Linked DNA regions of Homo sapiens: all the other regions are linked to region 3. The links are chromatin loops, found by intact Hi-C in ENCODE. Cell type or tissue: PC-9. All regions are shown on one strand. Links, peaks and the distances in the headings refer to the core of each region. The heading gives the core; the rest is flanking DNA. Region 1 overlaps SH3RF1 (SH3 domain containing ring finger 1). Region 2 overlaps SH3RF1 (SH3 domain containing ring finger 1). Region 3 overlaps LOC105377527 (a long non-coding RNA gene).

Region 1 (8,394 bases), core at 1,785-6,784, 160 kb after region 3:
ATAACATAAGATATACCATAATCAGTTACACCAACAACTCAGTTCCGAGAAAAGTTTGAAAACATTAACATTGGAAAAGAAAGTTCAATCAAAGACATGCATTAGGCTAAAACGTTCTTTATGATAGCACTTCATTTTAACATATAAACACTATGCTCCTTATAACATACCTTGTAATCTATAAAATAAAGGCAACATATTTTATGTCTGATAATAAAAAAAAGTTAACTGCTAAATCCTAGATGACAAAACACTTCATCTTTTACCCCATAAAATTTGCCCTGAATTTTAAAATTCATCACTTACGTAATATCTGAATTCTACAACTCTGATAGCCTTTTATTAGCAGGCTATGTAAAGATCCAAAATCGTTACACAGTACAAACAGTGAACTGCTAAGCTAAAGTATAACCTTTTTGCTTAACTGGATAGACTAAAGTAATAATAGACTATGTAATACAAACTTCTCAAAGTAAGTCTTCGTTCCCCTCATCCATCCCAAAAAAACACTACTAATAGTTTTTCCTTGAACATCTATACATTATCAAGTGTAGGTGTCTACTATGTAATAATAATATACATTCAAACCACCTTTTTGGGTTTTCTTAAATGTAGGCTTATCTTCTGCTCAAAGCAAAGATACTGCAATAGAAAATCAGCAATGTGACAATTATAATATGCTCTTAAATTATAAATCAATAGGCTGGTCATGGTGGCTTACGCCTGTAATCCTAGCACTTTGGGAGGCCGAGGCAGGTAGATCACTTGAGATCGGGAGTTGGAGATCAGCCTGGCCAACATGGTGAAACCCCGTCTCTACTAAAAATACAAAAAATTAGCCAGGCATGGTAGCAGACACCTGTAGTCACAGCTACTTGGGAGGCTGACGCAGGAGAACTGCTTGAACCTGGGAGGTGGAGGTTGCAGTGAACTGAGATTGCACCACTACACTCCAGCCTGGGTGACAGAGCTGAGACTCGGTCTAAAAAATACATATATATGTATTTTATATATATATTTTTATACATATTTATATATATATATAAATCATTAACTGTTCTGTATATTTTGACAACTTCCTAAGAGGAATTTAAGATAATAGAATTTCATTCCAAATTAATAACATTGTTAAGATAAATACTGTAACAAAATAATAACAAAGTCTCCTTCAATAAAAGTGGAATAGTAATCTGAGGACAAATTTCAGTCAGTTTATTGCTTCCCTTGTTAATCTTTCACCTTCTAAAATGCATTTTACAACTAAAACTGAGAAAGAACTTATGTTAACAACTCTCTATTTTGTGACACTTTAACTTTAATGGAACATGTTTATTCCTTCCTGCTCCCAACGACACTTCCAATACATGAGTTCAGCTAAGAAAACTCAGTTCTAAAATGGCAAGTTCTCAGCTGTCTATGAAGCCAAATGGGCGGCTATAAATGCCTGTGTGGACAGCACCCCTGTCCTCGCATGGATTTTTATGAGGCACCATGTGGCACCCCTCGTGGTTTGCCCAGCTGCAGCTCTTCACAAGGCGGGAAACACATGTGACATTGCCTCCAACTTCCTCTGCCTTCCCAAGTGGCATCAGTCCTCCAACACGCAGACTCACTTTAAGGCACTGACCCTGGACCTTCCTGGGGCCTTTCTGCCAGGAAGATATAAAAGAACATCTATTCATTCCATTGACAGGTAACAGACCCTCATCAAGTGCAAGGTGCTGCACTCAACATGTAGGGATAGTAACATGCAATGGCCACTAAGCATGGATCAGAAGGGAAGATAGAAATATAAGCCACCACACCTCTCCACAAAATGCAGCACATATAATAAGAAATACACATCACATTCTATGAGAGTTCTGAGGCACTGGCAAGATCAGAGAAGGCAATGTGAAAGGGGTGGTGGCTAAAATGGCCCTAAAAGGATGGGTAGGAATTAGAGATGCAAATAAAGTACACTATGGATAGTTAAGAAAAGAGAGGGAAACCAGAGCATGAGGCAGGCAGGGAAGAGACATCCGCTCACTCATTCAGACAACGAATGTTTACTGAACATATGGTCCCAGATGTGGGGGATACACCACGACACACCATGAATAAGACAGACAGTCACTGATTGCTTGGAGCTTACTTTCTTTTTTAAAAATTATGTCCTTCTTTCCATGTTCAAATATCTAAAGGAGCTTACTTTCTAATGGGGTGATGGGCAAGCATATCAACAAATAATTATAGAAGTTAATTTCAGGTTGTGATAAGCGCAAATAAAAATAAACCAGGGTAAGAGCACAGTGGGTGGAGATAGGTAATCAATAAGAATGTGATATGTGAGCAGAGACTGGATTCAAGTGTGGAAGAGGTGATCCTAAGGAAGGGAGCCAAAAAAGCACAGGCAAAAACCCTGGGGCAGAACAGTTGGGCATATTTAAGAACAGCTAGAAGGCCAGTGTAGCTGGAAGAAAATACGTGAATCAAAGAGGTAAGAGATGTTGCTGGAAAGATAAGTACAGGTAAGAATGAATGTTTCTCCTTAAAGGCACCATTGACATTTGGGGCAGAATACTGTGGTCTTGTTGTATTTAGCATCATGGCCCTTGTGGCACTAAATGCCAACAGTACTGTCCTTGTAACAATTTAGAAGCTCCACTAATTTCTAAACACTCCTATGAGGGACAGGAAGCAGGCAGTACATCCCACTGAGAACCACTGAGACAGATCCTGTATGGCCTTGTGGTCATAAATATGATTTTGTTCTAAGTGTAAGGAAGAAGCCAGTAGAGAGCTATAAACAGAGGAAATGGCATATTGCCTATTTCTAGAAGGCCATGATCTAATTTCCTATTTTTTTTTTTTTTGAAATGGAGTCTTGCTCTGTGGTCCAGGCTGGAGTGCAATGGTGCGATCTTGGCTCACTGCAACCTCCACCTCCTGGGTTCAAGTGATTCTCCTGCCTTAGCCTCCCAAGTAGCTGGGATTACAGGCTCGCGCCACCATGCCTGGCTAATTTTTGTATTTTTAGTAGAGACGGGGTTTTGCCATGTTGGCCAGGCTGGTCTCGAACTCCTGACCTCAGGTGATCTGCCTGCCTCGGCCTCCCAAAGTGCTGGGATTACAGGCGTGAACCACCACCACCGACCTCTAATTTCTATCTTTAAAAAATGTCTCTGTCTACTATATGGAAAACTGGCTCCAGGGGATAACAGTAGCTGCAGGGGTAACCAGGAACAAGACTACTGCAGTAATGCAGGAGATTATGACAGCTTGGCTTGGGTAGGTGCTCAGATGTAATAAGATGAGGGAGATCTTGAAGACTGAGCCATCAGGATTTGCCTAATGTGGCTTCACCTAGCTAGAGCAGAGTATTGAAGAGGGGAAGTCAAACATGAGGCTGGAATGGAAAATTGGGGCCAGATTCCCTGGGGGCCTAGAAAGCCAGCCTAAGGGACATCGAGTCTCATTCTGTAACAGGGTGCCCAAGGGTTTTATACTTTAAGCAGAGTAATCCAACAGCAGTTGGGAAAGAAGAGAGACTAAAAAGAGGGAGACCAGCTCAGACAGAGAGAGACCAATTACCACATGCCTGGGAGTAAAGAGAGCAAAGCTCTGCATTGATGAATTCAAAAGGTATTACCAAGACAAGGTTAGTGCCAGTTAATGACCAGCTGACCCTGAGATTTAACCCTGGGCAACAGAGGGATGACAGGGACATGACCAAAGCAAAGCATCATGAAAGGAGAAGAGGATTTGAAAAGGAAGGTAGTATGACCTGCTTCGGCTTCAGACATATTAGGTTTGAATGCTGGCCAACTTCACAGGTAGGAAAAGTCAGCTGGATTTGTGGAACCAGAGCTCCAGCACAAGTGAGGGCTGGAGGCAATTGTTTGGGAGTTATCAGCAAGATGGTGACCCCTAAAGTCACGAGACGGAAAGAGGATCACCACCAGAGAAAAGGCAGACCTCACAAAACACCTTAGATAGAACGCTAGGGACATGAGGAAGGGAAGTCATTTCAAGAATCATGCTGTGTGCAAGAGGGTTAAAAGCACAGATGTAAAGGAGGGTAAACTGGGTAAAAGGCCAATGGATTTAGTGACTAAGAGAGTCTGGAGACTGTCAAGACTGCAGTTTCATCAAGACAGAAAGGTGACTGCAATGTTAAAGGAAGTGAGTCAGTCTGAGGAAATGTGGATGAGCCTACACTATTTTTCAAGGATTGGTTATAAAAGGAAAGTGATAAAAGTGATGGTAGCTTGAAGGAGTAGCAGAGTTGAGGGTAGGTTGGGTGAGTGTGTGTGTCTTAAAAGTAAAAATAGTTAACTTGCAGAGCTTAAAGAGCAGAATCCAGTGGAGAGATTGAAGTTGCAGGATGATATGACCCACCAACGACAAGAAAACAGAAGAGATGAGCAGAGACATGTTACCCTTAGAAAGAGGAAGAGACACCTGTTCCTCTGGCAGATAAGGGAAGATGATCAAGCAGTGGCTGCCATGTTGCTGACAGCCCCCTTAAACACAACAGAAGAGACAATGAATAAAGCTATTATATATATAGCAACACACTTCTGATAACCACTTCTAGGAGAAACAATATTCTGACTAATGCCATTATTCTACTTAATGTCGTGACATCAGAACAACCAAATGTTGTGACTCATAGTTTGTCTCTTTTGTTTAGTGCACTTAATATGAATGAAAGAGGTAGGTGGATAAGTACCTTTGGTAAGTGAATGAAGAACCCCCCAGACAATGCAAATCACGCTATAGATAAAAGAGTATATTTTGTTTCTGAAATTAATTTAAACTCCCACTTGGTTTGTCTTTCACAGTCACTTGACATTTATAATTCAGTTGCAAATTCATAAATCAAAAGCATTCTGCTTTTCATCACAGTTGTCGTGTCTACATATCAAGGTTTTCCTGGTCACCATAACACTACCATTCCACAGCAGTGAAAAGCAAAATACATGGAATGTTATAATGAAGAAAAATTTGAGGGAGCCTGATTTAAAGAAAAAAAAAAAAGAGCAAGAAAGATCAGAATACATAAACTAAGTAATTAATGAGATCATCAAAGCCCATGCTAATCTCATTTAACCATTCCTTACCCCCCTAGAAAGGGAGATACAGAAAGGCACACAACAGCAGCAAATGACTTTAGGTCAGTAGCTTTTTTAAAAATTGGCCACAGTGCACCATCAATTTTATAGGAAACTATTGTAGATAATAAAACCTATCTTTGTAAATCTATTTTACACAGTATGCCAAAACTGTCAGTGAAGCTAAAGTCTTATAATAACTGTGATTGGGATGATGAATTGAATGTGTTAGCCTAGCATTAGTCACCTAATTCTAAATCTAAATTGTACTACCTCAGTCACCTAACTGCTTTTAAAAATACATAAGAGGCCAGGCATAGTGGCTTATGCCTGTAATCCCAGCACTTTGGTAGGCTGAGGTGGGAGGATCACTTGGGGCCAAGAGTTTGAGACCACCCTGGTCAACATAACAAGACCCCATCTCTATAAAAAGTGAAAAACTAGCCAGGCGTCGGGGCACAAATCTCTAGTCCTAAATACTCGGGAGGCTGAGGCAGGAGGATTGCTTGAGCCCAGGAGGTTGAGGCTTCAGTAAGCTGTGATCATGCCACTGTACTCCAGCCCGGGTGACAGAGCAACACCCTGCCTTGAAAAAAAAACACATAAGAAAGAACCAAGAGTTTAATTAATTCCAATTAGAAAATGATAAGAATGGGAAATAACAAAAATCATTAGACTATAACATCAATCAATAACCTATTTCCAAAAAACTCTGAATTAAACACTAAAAATTTTGAAATGGCAAATGAAAAACAACTATTCTCTCTTATGTGCATTTGAAAAATGTTCCTCTTGAATAAGCTGTATTTATCACCAAATATTTCATCTTTCACTGATAGGTACATGACAAAGTGATTCATGTACTATCCATGGACTACAAAAATATGTAGTTGTCTTAACAGGTATCAGGCATAGAGTTGGAATTTATGCTTTAGAACTTGTAATGGAGCCCACAGCAATAGAATGTTTAAAATCTGAATTAGCATTTGATATTCTGAAACAACATTTGGCAGGGGTAGCTGGGATCCCTGGGGTGTTCCATAACATCTATGCATTATTTATTTTACTATACTACCATACTGATCTACAATTACTCTCTCTGTGTGCCTTTCTCTACCAGTGGCCTGGAAACAACTTACAGGTAGAAAGACCACATTATCTACAACCATAGAACAGTGCCCATCGAAGCCAGACCCAGTTACTTTTAAGAGGAATGTCAAAGGGCTACGGGATAGACAGTGGAATTTCCCACAGGAAGATGTACCATCCCTGGACACGAGAACAGAGTTTATTGCATTTTTCAATTCAGGAAGAGAAATTTTTCAAAATAATGTCACAAGAGCGAATGAAGGGAACTCTACAAATCACAGTCATGAAGTGATTCAGAATCCCAAATGCCTGAACTGAATTTTATTAAGGATTTCATTTCCTATAAAAGCAACATAACGCATTTTTAACTACTATTTTTGTTCACGTAGTTACCTCCCTATTCTACTTTTTCAGCTGTTTCCAGGAACAGTGAGCAGACCATCATTGAATAGAATATATATTAAGTACATATTCTAAATGTATACCTTCTGCAAGAATTAAAAATCTGCACTAGAAAATATTGCCTACACAGGCAGATAGTCTTCAAACACAAGTAGACCATCTAAACACATTTCAGTAGACATGTGTTTCCCACAGCTGCTGTAACAAATTAGCACAAACTTCATGGCTTAAGATAACACAAATTTGTTATCTTGCAGTTCTGGAGGTCAGAGTACAAAATGGGTCTCTCTGAGCTAAAATCAAGGTGTTGGCAGCGCTGTGTTTTTTTTCTGGAGGTTCTAGGGGAAAAATCTGTTTTCTTGCCTTTTCCAGCTTCCAGAGGCTGCCTGCATCACTTGCCTTGGGGCCCCTTCCTCCATCTTCAACAGGAGGTTGAGTTCCTCATCACATAACATCACTCGGACCTTGTCTTCTGCCTCGCTATTCCACTTCTAAAAGCCCCAGTGATTACACTGGACTCATCCAAATAACCCAGGATCATCATCTCCTCTCCAGGTCAGCTGATTAGCAACCTTAACTCTTTGCCATGTAATAACACACGGCTCTGGGGATTAGGATGTAAACATCTTGAGGGGAGGGAAAGGGAATGACACATTAGTCTGCCTACTGCAGCATGGAATCATCCATCAGTACACTTTCTATTTTATTTTTCATACAGACTCACAGACATATACCACACCCATACCCAAAAGTTTTTTAGATTTCCCTGCCCTAATTTGATAATTCTAGACTAATTCTAATGAATACTTCCACAAGTGTCTCCTATAATTTTGTAATGTTAGAATTTTACTTTAAAAAAACAAAAAAAATTCTGTTCTTCGAAAAACAAACAAACAAACAAACAAATTCCAGATGGTTCCAAGAGTGCAAACCTGAAAACAGCTTAACCTGATTTATTTTTTTAAAAAAAGGCATGACAGTCTCACCAGGAAAGAGCTCTTTTAGTTTACAGGGTTTGATACGTAATATAATCATACTTAAGAGTTTTGTTTTGCTTTTTGTTTTCTGTTTTGAGACAGGATCTTGTTCTGCGGCCCAGGCTGGAGTGCAGTGGCTTGTGGAAAACTGAACTCATCTTTATAATTCCTTTTTTATTGAGACTTACCTAGAATAATTAACATTTGAATTTAATTAAAAACAGTTCTTTTGTCAAACTTAACCCAATTCTCCAATACTTTTGTAGGTCACCTTCTTTAATAACAATCAGAGGAAGAATTTTCTGACTCTTCAAAACAGCAATCTAAATATAATACTTTATTGTACAACACATGATGTCTTTTTTTTTGTGTCCCAAATTGTGTTCCTTAGAACACCTGGAAACATAAATTGGTATACCACCCCCCCACCCAAAAAAAAAACCTATTCGGTGGCCACATACATTTGGAAAAGGACGTATACCATGCCTCTCTTTTAGAGGGTCACAATGCATACTAAGTGTTAAAAGTCCTCTAACTTTGTTTAACATCACTGTTTTCAGAACGTTTTCCTAACATCCCTATAAATAACCTGGGCTGAGGCAAGAAAGTGAGAAGTGAATACTAATGTAGAGCATATCTCCACAGAGTATTACTCATGAGTAAGCCCCACAGCTTACTCATCACAACTGGGAACAAAACCAGCCCCACTTTATGCTCCTGAGAGTATACGACGGATGAAAGGCATTTCAAATATCAAATGTCAAATCAATGCCAAATTGCAACTACAATTAAAATCTACTTGAAACAACACAAATATGAAAAGGCTCCTG
Region 2 (8,394 bases), core at 2,045-7,044, 180 kb after region 3:
TCTGATCCACTAATGTAAGTCATTTAACTAGCAATTATTTCATTCTGAAACTAAAATCCCATTCAAATTTTTTCATCTATAAAATAATTCCCTGGTAAATATGACAATCTTGCAAGACTGCTGTAGAAAGAAAAACTTGAATAATCTCATAGCTCTTCATCTAAAAGAGGAAGGGGGAAGCAATAAAGTTCCATTCTGCAGGAAAATTAGAAATGTACACTATTAAAGCTACCTTTTACCATGTGCTTTACTCTCCACTGATTGTTCTACCATAAATCAAAAGCAGTTAAGGCATTAAAAGAGGACTTCAAGGGGCTATTTAGCAGAGTAAGACATGATGTGCTCACTGGGAAAAGCATAATGACTGAGGACAAAGGTTCAGACACTGAAACTGGAGATGGGGCCAGAAGAGGACAGTGGAGAGGGTCAAGAAGAGGCAAACCAAAAGGGAAGAGGTGGGGAAAAGAGCAAAAGTGAGCTTGATAGGTTTAGACAGAGATTGCAGTGGTAAACAGGAGAGGCAGACACACTCGCTGAGGGATCTTCCCCCAAATAAATATTTACTGAGAGAGTGAATGGTGGACGGCATCCACAGCAACATTAGAGCTATGAACCTGGTCCAGGGGAGAGTGATGAACATGTGATAAGTGAAGGAAGCCACAGAGCTGCAGGCAGGCCTGGTAACACGAGGCACGTATGAAGGTGTGAGCTAGAGCCTGGAGAAGATGCAGACTCCAGACTACCATGATCTGTGTCTGAGAGTCTGGAATCTAGATAGGTGAACAAAGTAGCATCGCTTGATAAATGGTAATAACACATATAGGGTGGGGGATAGGAGTACAACTATATGGGCCAGAGAGAATAGGATTACTGTTCTGAAGACAATAAAGGGGTTGTGGATCTTGCGATCTGAGTCTGAGGAGGCATCATGACATTCCTGCACACGACAGAAACTGTGGAGCTAACAATGGGAATAGAAATAGGAAAAGGGCTAATATCCAGAATCTACAAGGAACTTAAACAAATTTACAAGAAAAAAACGACCCCATCAAAAAGTGGATGAAGGACATGAACAGACACTGCTCAAAAGAAGACATTTATGCAGCCAACAAACATGAAAAAAAGCACATCATCACTGATCATTAGAGAAATGCAAATCAAAGCCACAATGAGATACGCCACTCCAGTTAGAATGGCGATCATTAAAAAGTCTGGAAACCACAGATGCTGGCGAGGATGTGGAGAAACAGAAATGCTTTTACACTGTTGGTGGGACTGTAAATTAGTTCCACCATTGTGGAAAACAGTGTGGCACTTCCTCAAGGATCTAGAGCCAGAAATACTATTTGATCCAGCAATCCCATTGGTGGATATATACCCAAAGGATTATAAATCATTCTACTATAAAGACACATGCACACGTATGTTTACTGCAGCACTATCTACAATAGCAAAGACTTGGAACCAACCCAAATGCCCATTAATGATAGACCGCATAAAGAAAATGTGGCACATATGCATCATGGAATACCATGCAGCCATAAAAAAGAATGAGTTCATGTCCTTTGCAGGGACATGGATGAAGCTGAAACCATCATTCTCAGCAAACTAACACAGGAACAGAAAACCAAACACTGCATGTTCTCACTCATAAGTGGGAGTCGAATAATGAAAACACATGGATACAGGGAGGGGAACATCACACACCAGGGCCTGTTGTGGGGTGGGAGGCAAGGAAAGGGAGAACATTAGGACAAATACCTAATGCACGCCAGGCTTAAAATCTAGATGATGGGTTGATGGGTGTAGCAAACCACCATGGCACATGTATATCTATGTAACAAACCTGCACATTCTGTACATGTATCCCAGAACTTCAAGTAAAATTTTAAAAAATTCAAAAAAAGTAATAGGAAAAGGGGAAACATCCACGTGAGCAGTCCAGTTTCCCAATCTGGAACTTGGAGCTGTTCACCTGGTGGGTGTTTGTGACTATTCAGACACAGACAACAAAGGCTACTCCAGATTGAAGTGCACTGCTTACTTTCAGTGACCTCATAGAACTACTCAACATTGTTTTTGGTGATTCCTGTGCTATGGTTTGAATGGCTCCGCTCCAAAACTCAGGTGTTGCCAATGTGATGGTATTAAGAAGTAGGGCCTTTAAGAGGCAATTAGGGACGGGCCCAGTGGCTCACGCCTATAATCCCAGCACTTTGGGAGGCCGAGGTGGGCAGATCACGAGGTCAGGAGATCGAGACCATTCTGGCTAACTCGGTGAAACCCCATCTCTACTAAAAATACAAAAAAATTAGCCAGGCATGGTGGTGGGCGCCTGTAGTCCCAGCTACTCAGGAGGCTCAGGCAGGAGAATGGCGTGAACCCGGGAGGCGGAGCTTGCAGTGAGCCGAGATCGTCCCACTGCACTCCAGCCTGGGCAACAGAGCGAGACTCCGTCTCAAAAAAAGAAAAAAGAAAAAAAAAGAGGCAATTAGGCCATGAGGGCTCCTCCCATGTGAATGTGATAAAGCCCCTTATAAAAGAGGCTTCACCCACCATTAGGCTAGCTTGCCCATAGAGGGCCATGTGAGGACACAGTGTTCCTCCCCTCCAGAGGAACCATCTTGGAGGCAGAGAGTTGCCCTCACCAGATAACTGAACCTACCAGCACCTTGATCTTGGACTTCCCAGTCTCTAGAACTGTGAGAAATAAATTTGGGGTATATTTGTTTTTACAAATTTCCCAGTCTCTAGTTACAGCAGCAGAAATGGACTAAGACACTCCACTGGAGATATAAGGGTATTCTCTAATTCTATGTGGAAAGCAGATTATGTACCAATGCATGTTAAAGCACACAATTATCTGCTGGTTAAAAAAACATACAAGGATCCAATCCCCCCGTTGGAGACACACAGAGCAACAGTAGGAAGGATACATTTCCAGCAAGCTGTGACTCTTTAAGTAAATACGTAGGAGGAAGCAAGTGCAGATTAAAGTACAGTAACTGTGAGGCATATGACTGCAGTCATGTTTATGAGTGACTTATAAAGAGAGATTTCAATGAGTTGTACATATAACCCATACAGCAATGATTATATTAGAAAAAGGAAATTCATCTCTGACATTAATCATCAGGCTCCAGACACTCAACAGAATCGGCCCACAATATGGTTGTATTATTTTGCAAAGGAAAAAAAAACGATTATCTGAAGTCTGATTTGAATCCACACTATATCAAATGAGGAAATATGCTCAAGTCACGACACAGCCAAGATTAATAGGTGTTTCCACCCACTCCTTAAACAGTTTTAGGTACAAAAAACAATGTCACTTCTCTTCCTAAGAATATGTTAAGCATAGAAATTTGCAGAAATGCATAAAAAAGCATTCCTTTCCATGCTCTCATTTTCTGGTGTTCTGGGTAGCTTTAAAAGTATGAACACTGAAGTACACCAATGCTGTCAGTTATAAAGGATTTGTATTCATTTCTGGGAGCTAAAAACAGAGATGCTGCTATGGTTTGGAATCATACTGCTCATCTCTTGGGTTTAAAAAAAAAAAAGCTTGCGGCAAGATTATTTTTTAAATCATTCCACATTTATCTTCATAAAACAATACAAAGTGAATTGCCAAATAAGCATATATGACACTTTAATTTACTCATCTATTAAAACTGTTTCAATTTAAACATCTGAATGAATAACAGTCATTCTCCTATTTGCAATATTTTTCAACATGAGGTGTGCTCAGTAACATCAACATACATCAAGTATAACCATTCACTGATTTATTTGTTAACAAATTCTTATTGAGAACCTACTATGTACTAGGCAGTGTTCTACCTGCTGGGGATACAGACAGGAATAAATTTAATCAAAGTCCTGGTTCTCATGGAGCCTACTGCCTATTGTGGGGTAGTGGGGATGGGGGTAGGAGGGATTAAACAAATAAATGTATAATGTGATTTTAGACAGACATAAGTGCCATGAAGAAAAACAAAGCAGTGCAAGGCTAGAAGATTGGCAGTAGAGTGAGGGGTGGGGCTTTTTTGGATATGGTGGTCACAGAAGACCCTTATAAGGAAGAGACATTTGAAAAGAGACCAAACTGAAGGAAAGGAGCAAGCCATGTTGAGACCTGGGTAAAAGCTGACCTTCCTTCCAGGCAGGGCAAAGACTAAGTGCAAAGGCCCTAGGCTTTGGTGGTTTGATAAACAGCAAGAAAGTCTGTATGGCTGGAGCAGAATACTTAAGCTGAGGAGATAAGGTGGAGGAAAAGGGCAGGACTCAGTTATGCGACTGAAGTCTAATGGACCATTATATAACATAGTTTTGAGCAAGAGTGACATGTCACACTAACTGAGGTTCAAGGGAGCTACTCTGGGAGACACAAGTGGACAGAAGGTTAGTTAGGAGACTATGTCAATACATAGAGCTTAACCTGATATCCTCAAAATGCTTTCACCCTTTAGGTTTTACAGGGAGGGTGGAAGGTAGGAAACTACTTTTTAAATTTCATTATATCTAAACAAATACACGTAAAGTCATGTATACACGCTGTAACACACATTCCTCTCAGTGACTTTGTTAGTCAGAATAACTGAAGAGTATTGTTTCAGATAATCTCAGTCAAGCAGCCTTAAAATCGTGCACAAAACAAGATGACCATCCTCATCCCTTTTATTATAACTAAATGAAAGTCATGTAAGACTGAATAGTTCTTTTGTCCTTAAACAGGCTATCCGAAAAACAGAAGCATACTGTCTTTCATTGTCAATTCATGGTTCACAAAGCCTCTGAGGTTGGCTTTCGTCCTTCAAAAGCTTTTAATGGACAGGTACATTTAAGCCTTATTTTAAGGATTGTGAGAAATGGAATGCACTGGGAGCGGTCCCCATCTCCCTTTTATGAAAGGAGGAAGATATCAGCAATGCAGAGTGACCTCACCTATAAGGAATGCATCAGTGACATGGAACAAAGGTGGCTTCCTTCGTAAGGAAACCCAATCTGTTTCAGAAAACTGCTTCATTACTTTTGACTGATTTAGGGCTGCGCAGCCTACTAGAAACAATTCCATTCTTTAACCTCTATTTTATTAACAAAACTGTGATATCATTCTTCCTTCAAACATTAAAGAAAAGCCTTGCATATTCATCAATCAAAACTATATTTTATTCAGATCACCTTTGATCATACATGTGTTTGTGCCAACTAAGTGTATTTTTCAGTTGAAGCCTATAAAAGATAGGTGGTGTGCCTACAAGAGCGAGGACTCTGGTATGTTCCGCAGCGACTCAAGAACCACGTGAGATGTGCTAGGTAAAGGCAATTCACTCTTGTTTCAGGTTGCACTTAAGAGGGCCTGCGTTTTCACATTTTATAGCATGTTGAGTTTTCCAGCTTATGAATTCTATCACAGCTTACTTTTTCAAACAGTGATATCAATGCAAAACAAGTTCTTTGAGAACAGAATGAATTCATTCATGGCTAACCCAGATGCAACAAACAGGACACAGAGTTGCTAAAATATTACTTCTCTCTTTCAAGATTATAAAATATCTTGTCACATATTTTTCCCCAAGGTAATGTGTCAAAAATTTACTTTCTGGAGTCAGATATACAATATTCCATAGGATCAGCTTTTAAAATGTTTTCATGACCATTGAAAAGGGCTATGAAAATTGCTACTATTCTCATTCTAAAGCTACTGATAGATAAGATAGTTGTAATCTAATTACTCCCTACCATCTGGCACCTGGGTGCCAATAATTAGCAACTCTGCCTGATTGCCAGATAATAGTCAACTGACCAGGAAAGTTGGTTTTAAGTATCAAACTGTGAATCAATTTTTGCCTCAATCTATCTTTAACCAACCTATTCTATTTTTTTGGCTTAATATCCCAGTATGTCTAGTAATGCTGCCAAGAAACGATGACCTTCAGTTCAGGGACAGAGAATAAATACGTGCTGATGGACTGACGTATTCATAAGCAAAACACAGGCTCTTTTTTCATACATTCTAAATTTCAACATATATCACTGAACATAAGGCATGTTAAATAAATCCTAAACTGGCAACAACCCACAGTAACAGGCAGGATGGGTGGATTATAGCAAAGGGGAAGTTAAACAAAAATATGACTCTAGCTAGTTGTTAATGATAAACACCCTCTGCCCAAATACTGACCTGATACCATGAAACTGGATGGAGAAAAAAGCCCTAGGGGTGGGAGGTGGGGGTGACTGAGAAATTTACATATCAGGTTAATGTGAAAAATAAACTTGCCTCTCAAGGAAAAGTTTGGATCGCAAAGAAGAAACTTAAATAAACCTAGTAACACATGAGAATTTACATAATAAATATTCACATAGAATTCCCACTTCTTACACACAAAGCTCTTCATTCATAGCATACCTAGAAACCACAGCGTGGCACATTTCTAAAGTTACCAAACCTTCCTAGCATGTTGCTTCTCAAAATCTGCCATTCTTCTTAATCCATAAGGAAATGTTAGGTAGACCTAGTGTTACTTATTTGTAAGTATCAGATAGCTTAGTCTCCTGAGAGAAGTAATAACTCAAGGTATTTCCATGTATATAGTTAAATTGTTGATACATTAACAATCACAGAGAATCCAGCCTTGCAGCTTTCTGAGCTAGAGAGCCCATGGGCTTTTGTCATGTTTCATATCACAGCTGGCTGGCTTATGATTTGAGACTTGGAAAGGATCCCTTGGGACTAATTTATTCTAACTGCCCTTTTCTTCCCTCTTTCCGCTCCATTCTCAATAATTTTAATTTAATTTTGAATGTGCATGTTGCCTCTCATAGGATTCAAAATGTAGAGGTGCTATTGCTAACCACATTACCTGTGCTTCCTACCATCCACAGGATTACCCACCTCTGGAATTACTTAGTATACAGATGATCTGCATCAAAAGAAGCCATTATACATGTAACATTTTGCATTCTAAAAGATTTGCAAGCAGAGAAATTATAAGGTGTTTGGTAAAGATCAACATGACAGTTGGACAGCCAATTCCTATTAGATCAATTTCATTTTCCTCTATGTCAGAATGATGTGCCTGGGGGATAGGAGATAACATATCACATATTTTAACTTTTATAAGGCTTTTGACTCAACTCAGCAGAACATTCTTTCTAATAAACTAGGAAAACATGATTTCTAGACCACCATGGTGGGTGCAACCAAAATGTTTCAAGGGCCATTCTCAAGAGAATTGTTATTCAATATCCAATTACAGTCAAGTTTCATAAGGGTTTACCTAGCCTTTGAGTACTACTGTCATTGCTGACTTAAATAGTGGGAAGATGAATGTGAATAAGCTTACCAAAATATACATGTGGTTAGACACTCCAACTTACAAGGATGTGAATGTGTTCCGATGGACCTTGGAATTCTGGAATGTGAGTAGTCATCTATCAGTTCCATCAAGAAGTATTTACTGAACTGACCACCTACTACTTTTTCCACAGTCATGAGCAGAAAAGAGGTATAAAATTCAAAAGAGCTCCTGATCTCAAGTTCCTTATAACTTGGTACAGGAGACAACACTAAAGCACAATTAATTAGAGAACAATACCAAATGGGGCCAGAGAATATTCAAAATAAATGTAATAAACAAGGTATATATGTGTTTAAGATCAGGTATCCATATGATCACAAATATGTATTAAAGCAATTGCATTTTGGATTGGCATTTTTCAATTCCTGTTGATAGTGGCCAATTGCTGACACTATCGTAAAGATTACAGAAACAAGTTTAATCCGGAGGGTAGTAAAAACTAACCACTCGAGAGATGGGGGAAACTGAATTTATCTAAGGAAAAGAGAAAATCTGAGATCTAGGCAAAGCATGAACCAGCAACGTAGTGAGTTATTTTTAAAGGTACATAACATGAGGATGTAAAAACAAGGAGCAGGAGGGTCCCATGACAGCCCTTCCACAACTTGAAGCCCCATTCAGAACTTTATCACCACACTAAGAGCTCTTCTGGACCTGAACCCAAGCACAGCAAGCAGGGGTTGGATAGCGTCCAAAGGAGAGTGACTAAAATGATTAAAATGTTAGGAAATGGGTCCTATGAGGACATGTAAACGAAACTCAGTTATTCAGTCCAGATAAAAAGAGAGGAGGTCAGGGCTGCACCACAGCCTGCAAGGTCAGGAAGAAGAGGTACAGGGGAGCACCTCTTTTCCATTAAGGATGGGATGAAAGGAATGAGAGTACATTGCAAGGACAGGAATTTATGTTTAACAGAAAAAAGAACCTCCTCTGGCTAGGAAGATGGTAAGGCACTGGAATAAGTTTGTATCAACAAGCTTTTGAAATGTCCTTTAGAAGAGACTTTCTAAAAACCCAGTAGATGACC
Region 3 (8,394 bases), core at 1,910-6,909:
CTTAAAAAGGGCGCCCAGATTCTGTAAGCTTCAGGCCTCCCAAAACCTGGATCCACCTCTGCCCCCTGCAGCATGTGGTAAACTGTTGAAAACAGTATACACTAAATGTGTGTGAATCAAACGCTGCTCCCTCTGCCTCATTAAAAATCATTTCCACTGGGCCAGGCACAGTGGCTCACGGTAATCCCAGCACTTTGGGAGGCCGAGGCTTGCAGATCATCTGAGGTCAGGAGTTTGAGAGCAGCCTGGCCAAAATGGCAAAAACCCCGTCTCTACTAAAAATACAAAAATTAGCCAGGCGCGTGGTGGTGCACACCTGTAATCCTAGTTACTCGAGAGGCTGAGACAGGAGAATCACTTGAACCTGGGAGGCGGAGGTTGCAATGAACTGAGATCGTGCCACCGCACTCCAGCCTGGGCGACAAGAGCAAAACTTCATCTCAAAAAAAAAAAAAAAGTAGTTCTGCCAGATGAGGTGGCTCATGCCTGTAATCCCCGCACTTTAGGAGGCTGAGGTGGGTGGATCCCTTGAGCCCTGGGGCTCAAGACCAGGCTGGGCAACATGGCAAAACCCTGTCTCTACTGAAAATACAAAAAATTAGCTGGGCATGATGGCGCATGCCTGTAGTCCCAGCTACTCAAGATGCTGAGGTGGGAGGTTCGCCTGAGCCCAGGAGGTCAAGGCTGCAGTAAACTATGATCACACCACTGCACTTCTCCTGCCTAGGCAACAGAGCAAGACCCCGTCTCAAAAACAAAAACAAACAAACAAAACTATCAGTTCTTATAGGTGAAAACAGGAATCCAGATGATATGAGGCTCCACCAGATATTAGTGAGGACAGTGTGACCTACATGTGATTTTCTTTGTGGAAGGTTTAAAAACAGAAACATGAGCAACCTTGGTGCGAGACTTAGACCTATAACGAGGGCATCTGCTTTTCCTTACTCAAGCTACACCAGGATTGGGACAAACTAGAGTGATGTCATCTTGATTTTTTTTTTTTTGTCACCCAGGCTGGAGTGCAATGGCATGGTCTCGGCTCACTGCAACCTCTGCCTCCCGAGTTCAAGCGATTCTCCCACCTCAGCCTCCTGAGTAGCTGGGACTACAGGCATGTGCCATCACTCTGGCTAATTTTTGTATTTTTAGTAGAAATGGGGTTTTACTATGTTGGCCAGGCTAGTCTCGAACTCCTGACCTCATGATCTGCCTGCCTCAGCCTCCCAAAGTGCTGGGATTACAGATGTGAGCCATCACACCCGGCCTGTCATCTTGAATTTTATTCACATATTTTGATCTTCATTTATTTGGAGTGAAGGCATATAAGTTATCAAAAATTAAAAATAATATTTTGAAATTTTAAACTGAGGTTCTTTTTCTTCAAAGTTATTGACTCTGCCCCCATTGGCTCAATGGCATTCATTACTTCAGGAGAAAGTGAAAACAGCGAGAACAAAGCAGCCAGGAGGTGCTGAGCGGATGGATAATTCACAATATCTGAAGCCACAGTCGCTTGAAAGAGCTAGTCATGTGAGAGAGAGGCAGTTTTGTTCTGAATTTCAAAATGGCTTAGTTTTAACCCATTTATGGCTGAGGTGGCAATTTTTTTAATTTGAAAAATCAGACCTTGGAAATGCCTTGAGCAGTAGGATATAAATAACTCCCACATGCTTACCGTTCCAATAATGGAACACTAGGCATAAATAAGCAAGATGATAGTAAAAGCTTGGGGGACAGAGCATAGCATTTATAGGTGTTACGATAAAGCAACTTGTCCAATCTGTGGCCAGGATGGCTTTGAATGCAGCCCAACACAAATTCATAAACTTTCTTAAAACATTATGAGACTTTTTGAATTTTTTTTTTTTTTAGCTCATTAGCTATCATTAGTGTTAGCATATTTTATATGTGGCCCAAGACGATTCTTCTTCCAATGTGGCCCAGGAAAGCCAAAAGATTGGACACCCTGCTCTAAAGGATGCAGCTCATGGCACAAGGTCATTTCTCCACCATAAAAGAAAGCAATACAAATTGCTGCCCAGGCATGGTGGCACACATCTGTATTGCCAGCTACTTAGGAGGCTGAGGCAGGAGGATTGCTTGAGCCCAGGAGATCGAGGCCAGCCTGAGCATAGCAAGACCCTATTCCTTAAACAAAAAAAATTTTTTGGCCGGGCGCAGTGGCTCATGCCTGTAATCCCAGCACTTTGGGAGGCCAAGGTAGGCGGATCACGAGGTCAGGAGATTGAGACCATCCTGTCTAACACAGTGAAACCCCGTCTCTACGAAAAATACAAAAAAATTAGCCGGGGCCGGGCACGGTGGCTCACGCCTGTAATCCCAGCACTTTGGGAGGCCGAGGTGGGAGGATCATGAGGTCAGGAGATCGAAACCATCCTGGCTAACATGGTAAAACCCCGTCTCTACTAAAAATACAAAAAAAAATTAGCCGGGCGTGGTGGCGGGCGCCTGTAGTCCCAGCTACTCAGAAGGCTGAGGCAGGAGAATGGCGTGAACCTGGGAGATGGAGGTTGCAGTGAGCCGAGATTGCGTCACTGCACTCCAGCCTGTGCGACAGAATGAGACTCTGTCTCGAAAAAAAAATTTTTTTAATAAGCATTAAAAAAATAGCTTTCCTGGCACTGCAAAAGCTTACTGGGGGAGGGGGGGGAAATAAAGGCTTTCCTGACTCAGCACCCAGGGAACTGGGGAGCAGAAATGGGGGAGGAGAGAAGAGTTGTAAGAGATACAGACAGAGGTGTGCTTGTTCCCAAGGGGGCGGTGGCTCTGCCTCCTTAGCCGACATTTCACTGGCAGGGGACAGAGAGTACAGGGGTAAGGGCAGAAGGGACGTGGCCCTTGTTTGCTCTAAAACCCTTGCTTCCAGCACCACAAGAACATGAGAGGGGAGAGAAGCAGAGCGGAAAGGCAGGCAGGGCAGACCTGGACTGAAAATGGGCCTCCAAGAACCGCCCCACCTGAGTCTCCCCTACTTCCTTCCTGTGTGGGGAAATCAGGGGAAGAGCCCGTAGCGCCTGGTGAGGGTGAGGAAGGTGGCAGAGAATGAAGCCTTGGCCAGAGCAGCACTGCCACTGCAGTGACGGGGCCTGGCCGGCAGGGAACAGCCACCTCTCCTTTTGTTGCCTAAGAGCAGCTGACAAACTGGGTCAATGGTGAAGGCAACAGTGACCAAGACTGACACGCACCACCAAGGCAACAAGATGTCTCCAAGGCCAAGGGGGGCCGGAGAACAGGAAGCATGGGACAGACCTGGGGCTCATCCAGAGGAGGAGATGAGGGAGTGTGGCCCTGATGGAATTAAAATCCTGGATTGACTGAGGAATTACCCTAAAGAAGCTTTGAAACCAGAAGGGTGTCAGTTATCCTAAAGTGCCAAGATGAAGAGTTTTCCACTACTTCATAAGTAAATTGAGTACAGTTATAGAGAAATAATGTTTCATTTTTGCAGCTCTGAGATGTCACTGTAAACTTGAAACCCACTACACATTAGAAATACCTGCCCTCAGGCCGGGTGCGGTGGCTCATGCCTGTAATCCCAACACTTTGGGAGGCCAAAGTGGGCAGATCACGAGGTCAAGAGATCAAGACCATCCTGGCCAACATGGTGAAACCCCCGTCTCTATTAAAAATACAAAAATTAGCTGGGCGTGGTGGTGGGCGCCTATAGTCCCAGCTACTCAGGAGGCTAAGGCAGGAGAATCACTCGAACCCGGGAGGTGGAGGTTGCAGTGAGCTGAGATCATGCCACTGCACTCCGGCCTGGGTGACAAAGTGAGACTCTGTCTCGAAAAAAAAGAGAAATCCCTGCCTCCCTTTTATGTTCCCAAAATGTTCCCACCACAGAGGCAGCCTTGTACACTGACAATTTGCCTACATTTGGTGGGGTGTGATTGCAAGACCAGGACCAGACAGCAATCAGCACTACTTTGAGCTTCCAGAAATCTAATCTGGGGAAGTATTCAGGCAAGAGATACATTGATCTCTTATAGAGGACACAAAGACATGAACATTGATAGCCCTGTTGTCATCTTAAAAATCATAATTAGGCCAGGTGTGGTGGCTCACACCTTTAATCCCAACACTTTGGGAGGCTGAGGTGGGTGGATCACCTGAGGTCAGGAGTTTGAGACTAGCCTGGCCAACGTGATGAAACCCCTTCTCTACTAAAAATACAAAAATTAGGCAAGCGTGGTGGCGGGTGCCTGTAGTCCCAGCTACTCAGGAGGCTGAGGCAGGAGAATCACTTGAACCTGGGAGATGGAGGTTGCAGTGAGCTGAGATCATGCCATTGCACTCCAGCCTGGGAGACAGAGCAAGACTCCATCTCAAAAAGAAAATCATAATTACTTTCATGATGTGTACTCTAAGGCAATCTGATAAGTAGTAGGGTATCTGTTCTTTCCCTCATTTCTCTCCCACCCTTACTCTGACTGGTATCTTGGAAGCAGAAAATTCTAATGCAATATTTGCTATGAGTGTTGTCTTTAAATGTCATCCACAATGATTAGGAAGCCCTCACAGACACCAGCCCTGTTTAGCTGGGTGCAGCCGACCAGGTGTTCAACCAGTTTGACTACTCCGCCTCCCTTTGTTAGGCCTCTGAATTATTTATCTCCTGGTATGCGAGTGAGAGACTCAGACTGTGGCTCTCCACATGCCCTGGAGCTAAACGTCCTTGTTTGTTTTCTCCGGAGTAATTTCACTTATTCCCCTCTCCCCTCTCTACAAGGAAGCTGTGGTTCACAGGTATCCATGACTATAATGATTCATGAGGAATCGAAATAAAGGCATTACAAACCCTCTAGATAAAATGAGGACATTCTTTAAGTTCTATTATAAATTGAGTGTAGCCCAAGAATTCAACGGAGAATGAATAAGAGATTACCGGTTGTCTGGTTAGAGATTAGTGGTTGCCCCCAGGGAATAGCTTGTTGGCTTGTGTGGGCGGCCAGAAAACACGGCAGCCTCAGCTCTCTTTGGAGTCCTTCCTTCAGAGAGGAATTGACTTCCTAGCAATTCATTTCCCCGTGATTGTGGCCCATGCTCACAGAGGCCAAAACAAACAGGCCCAGGAAGATTCTTACCGTGGCCAGTGGAGAGCCCGGCCTGGCAGCACCCCTCAGGCTTCGCCGCTGCCTTGTGTGCATCCCAAGCAATCTTTGTCAGCATCCCCATGGCCACAAAACTTCCTTTTTAAAAAAAAAACGAAAAATGTAGTTTAAATGTTCACATGCACATCACAGCTAACTTCTATTACCTTTAAAAATGCTTTTAAATTTTTTAGACTTTATTTAGTGTAAAATTAAGTTTAGCCCAATGCTGCCTCCTTATAGTTTACATTCTGCCTAAAGCTGTGCTCATGCATAGTGCACTGTCACCTGACAGGGTGTGTAAACACACGGCTGCCTACTCTTGTGTCAATCACCCAGTTCCGGCCAAAGGCGGGCAGTTCTTCAAACCATGAACAAACAAGGCAATCATCCAGCAGTAACCAGCCTGGCTCTTTCTGTGCCTCGCTTCTGTTTCCTGTACATCCCTTTCCTTTTTCTGTCCGTAAATCTTCCTCCACCATGTGCCTAAGCTGGAGCTTCTCTGAACCCATTCTGGTCCAGGGGCTGCCCTATTCACAAATAATTTTTTGCTCAATTAAACTCTGTTAAGTTAAACGTCTCTGTGGTTTTTCTTTTAACATTAGAGACAGGGTCTCACTCTGTCACCCAGGCAGTGGTGCAATCATGGCTCACTGCAACCTCTATCTTCTAGGCTCAAAAGATCCTCCCACCTCACCTCCCGAGTAGCTGAGACCATAGGCATATGCCACCACACCTGGCTCATCTCTCCTTTGTAATGCCTTATGTTTTCATTAAAAAAAATATACTCTTAAGGCTGAAAGTTCGTTTAGACTAAACATAGCTTGAGGCCCCTTGACAGCACCCCTGGATGCTGGCCATCCAGTCTCGAATCTGAACGTCTTCAGTGACAGGGAGGTAACTTGCTCCCTCCCAACATAGACTCATCCACTTTTGGGTTGCTCCAGTGGAAACCCTTTCTTAGACTGAAGATTCCCTATAATTTACATCAATTGTACCTAATTTCATGCCTTGACACCCCGTGGGATAAATCGTACCCATCTTCCATGTGAAAGCTCTGTAGAAAATTGGTGACCACTATGTCATCACTCCCCCCATGGCCCTTCTTCATGGCCGAGCTCCTGCGGTGGTATCATTCTTCCTCTACGAAGGGGCTGAGAGTGTCTACCACCCCGCTGCTCCCCTCTGAACAGCCTCCAACTCGTCGAGCCCTTTGAAAACTGTGGTGCACATAGCTTGGCACAGGGCTCAGCTGTGGTCTCTCCAGTGCAGAATGAGGCAGAAGGCTTTGTTGGAAATACCATACATCTATTAATGCAGCCAAGGATTTAATGAGCTTTCTTGGCAACCACATGAAATTATGGCTTTTTTTCTTACCAGCAACTACATATTTGAGTGGTTGGATTTTGTAAACCAAGACCAGAGCCTTCCGTTTACCATTATGGACTTTATCTTGTAATATGGGCTGATTCATTCAGACTTTTAGAGATCTTCTGGGGTTTTGATTTTGCCCTTCAATGTATTAGTATTCCACTCATTCTCTGTGTCACCTGCAAATACAACAAGTTTATTTTTGGTCTTTGGCCAAGCCACTGATAAAACAAAAACAAAAACAAAAAAACACAACAACAACAAAAAACCCTCATGTGGCACGATAATGCAGAGTTCTGTGGTATTCCAATAAAACCAGTCCTCTGGATTAAAAAGAATCAATTAATTAGCAAGCTTTGGCTATGATCCTTCAACCCGTTAAAAACCAGCACAATTACCCTATCCCTCAACCCCTGTGAGGACAACATTAGCCATTCTTTACGGCAGCTCATCATCTGACCCCACTTTCTGCGTGGGAGAATTCCCTACTTTGCGAGTCTGTCAGAAGGCAGAGACCACCTCCTCCCATGAGAAGTGAAACAGGTCAGCATCTGGCTTTCCCAGCTCCCTCCATAGCTAAGGTGTGGGCATATGATCTGGGCTCCACCAAACAGAGGCATTGGGCTGAACTTTGACTCAGGAGCTGGAGAGGCAAAAACGTTGGGACTTTAAGGACTCTGTTTTGGCAGAGGATGGGGACAGCTTTATACCCTTTTCAGGACACCAGGGTTAGTGTTAGCCGTGTCAGCAGGGCAAACCTTGGTGTTCATGCCGATGTTGACAAGCTGTCATGCCCTCCAAAGACCAGGGCTGTGATTGTGGATGCGGCTCTGCATCCAAAAATCCATAAATCACATCAGATGTAGGATATCTGAGCCTGATTGTCTGGCCCTTCTGGACAGCTGGTAAACTTCCCTATATCCTTGAATAAAATCCCTTTTCTGTTTAAACTCACTAGAATTTGTTTCTGTTCTTTGTGACCTAAAAGCTGCGAGTGATACTCTGCCTCTGTACCTTATCCCCAGGGCACCCAAGCAACTATGTCAGTTTCCTTTCTGAAGTGTAGAGGGACCATATCCATCTTGTATCTCTAAGTTTGCCAGTGGAGTAATCCTATCAGAAAAGGAGATGGAATCAGGCTAACACAATTTGCTTTTAGTGACATGGGGCTGACTATAATCACTGCCTGCTGGTTTCTAAGAGCTCAGAAACCACCTTCTAGCATTCTCTTCAACACTCTCACCAAGAATCAATCTCAAGCTTACTGATCTATAGGTCATAGAACCCACCTTCTTTTTCTTTTTGAAAATTAGAATTACGTATTTCCCATCTCTGTGGCTCGGTTATTTTTCATAATTCCTAGAGATCATCCAAAAGATTTCCCAATCACCTCCACAAATTCTTTCCATTTTCTTTACTATGAAAATATTCTCATACCATCTCCTCATAGGTTTGATTTGTTCTTTTTGATTTGAAAAATGTTCTTTTTTGAGAAGACAGAAGCAGAGCAAGAGTTAAGGAATTCCATTTTCTGTGTTATGTTTGAATATTGCATTGTCCAGTTGACACTACAGACATTCCTCAGAACCTGTCCTAGACCTGCAGACAAAGGCGAGGCATAGCCCATCTCTCTGCAATTTCAAATATCTAAACCCAAACCCCATGCCCTCCAGTCTAAATACACTGTCTTAGTCCATTTGGGCTGCTGTAACAAAATACCTTAGACTGGGTAATTTATAAAAAGCAGAATGTGGCCGGGCGCGGTGGCTCACCCCTATAATCCCAGCACTTTGGGAGCCTGAGGTGGGCAGATCACTTGAGGTCAGCAGTTCAAGATCAGCCTGGCCAACATGGTGAAACCCCATCTCTACTAAAAATACAGAAATTAGCTGGGTGTGGTGGCAGGTGC

What was found. A loop is a pair of places that touch in the nucleus more often than their neighbours do. Peaks named below come from ENCODE experiments on the same cell type or tissue, not always from the same donor. Only the 100,000 strongest peaks of a DNase experiment are listed, where the experiment ranks them.
Region 1: it touches region 3 in a loop (11-fold over the local background); 3 of 110 quality-filtered maps call a loop at or near these places.
Region 2: a loop joins it to region 3, with 10 times the contacts of the local background. A loop is called at or near these places in 4 of 110 quality-filtered maps.

The regions. Positions count from the first base shown.
Region 1 is chr4:169,221,481-169,229,874 of GRCh38, forward strand. The region is part of intron 2 of SH3RF1 (SH3 domain containing ring finger 1); the gene reads right to left. Among named protein-coding and RNA genes, the nearest start is that of SH3RF1, 45 kb to the right of the region's middle. RefSeq lists enhancers at 3,617-4,816, 8,003-8,394. In PC-9, for the core only: no CTCF peak of the experiment used is centred there; DNase peaks (open chromatin) are centred at 4,171 and 4,621; H3K4me3 peaks cover 786 bases; H3K27ac peaks cover 3,011 bases.
Region 2 is chr4:169,246,768-169,255,161 of GRCh38, forward strand. All of the region lies in intron 2 of SH3RF1 (SH3 domain containing ring finger 1), which reads right to left. Among named protein-coding and RNA genes, the nearest start is that of SH3RF1, 20 kb to the right of the region's middle. RefSeq lists a silencer at 2,751-3,045 and an enhancer at 4,403-5,602. In PC-9, for the core only: no CTCF peak of the experiment used is centred there; a DNase peak (open chromatin) is centred at 4,934; H3K4me3 peaks cover 1,192 bases; H3K27ac peaks cover 3,121 bases.
Region 3 is chr4:169,065,537-169,073,930 of GRCh38, forward strand. It overlaps LOC105377527 (a long non-coding RNA gene), which reads right to left. Exons shown (of 5, transcript XR_939429.3): 2 at 6,492-6,664; 3 at 5,109-5,213. Among named protein-coding and RNA genes, the nearest start is that of CBR4-DT, 59 kb to the left of the region's middle. RefSeq lists an enhancer at 4,314-5,268. In PC-9, for the core only: no CTCF peak of the experiment used is centred there; DNase peaks (open chromatin) are centred at 4,735 and 5,445; H3K4me3 peaks cover 1,497 bases; H3K27ac peaks cover 3,296 bases.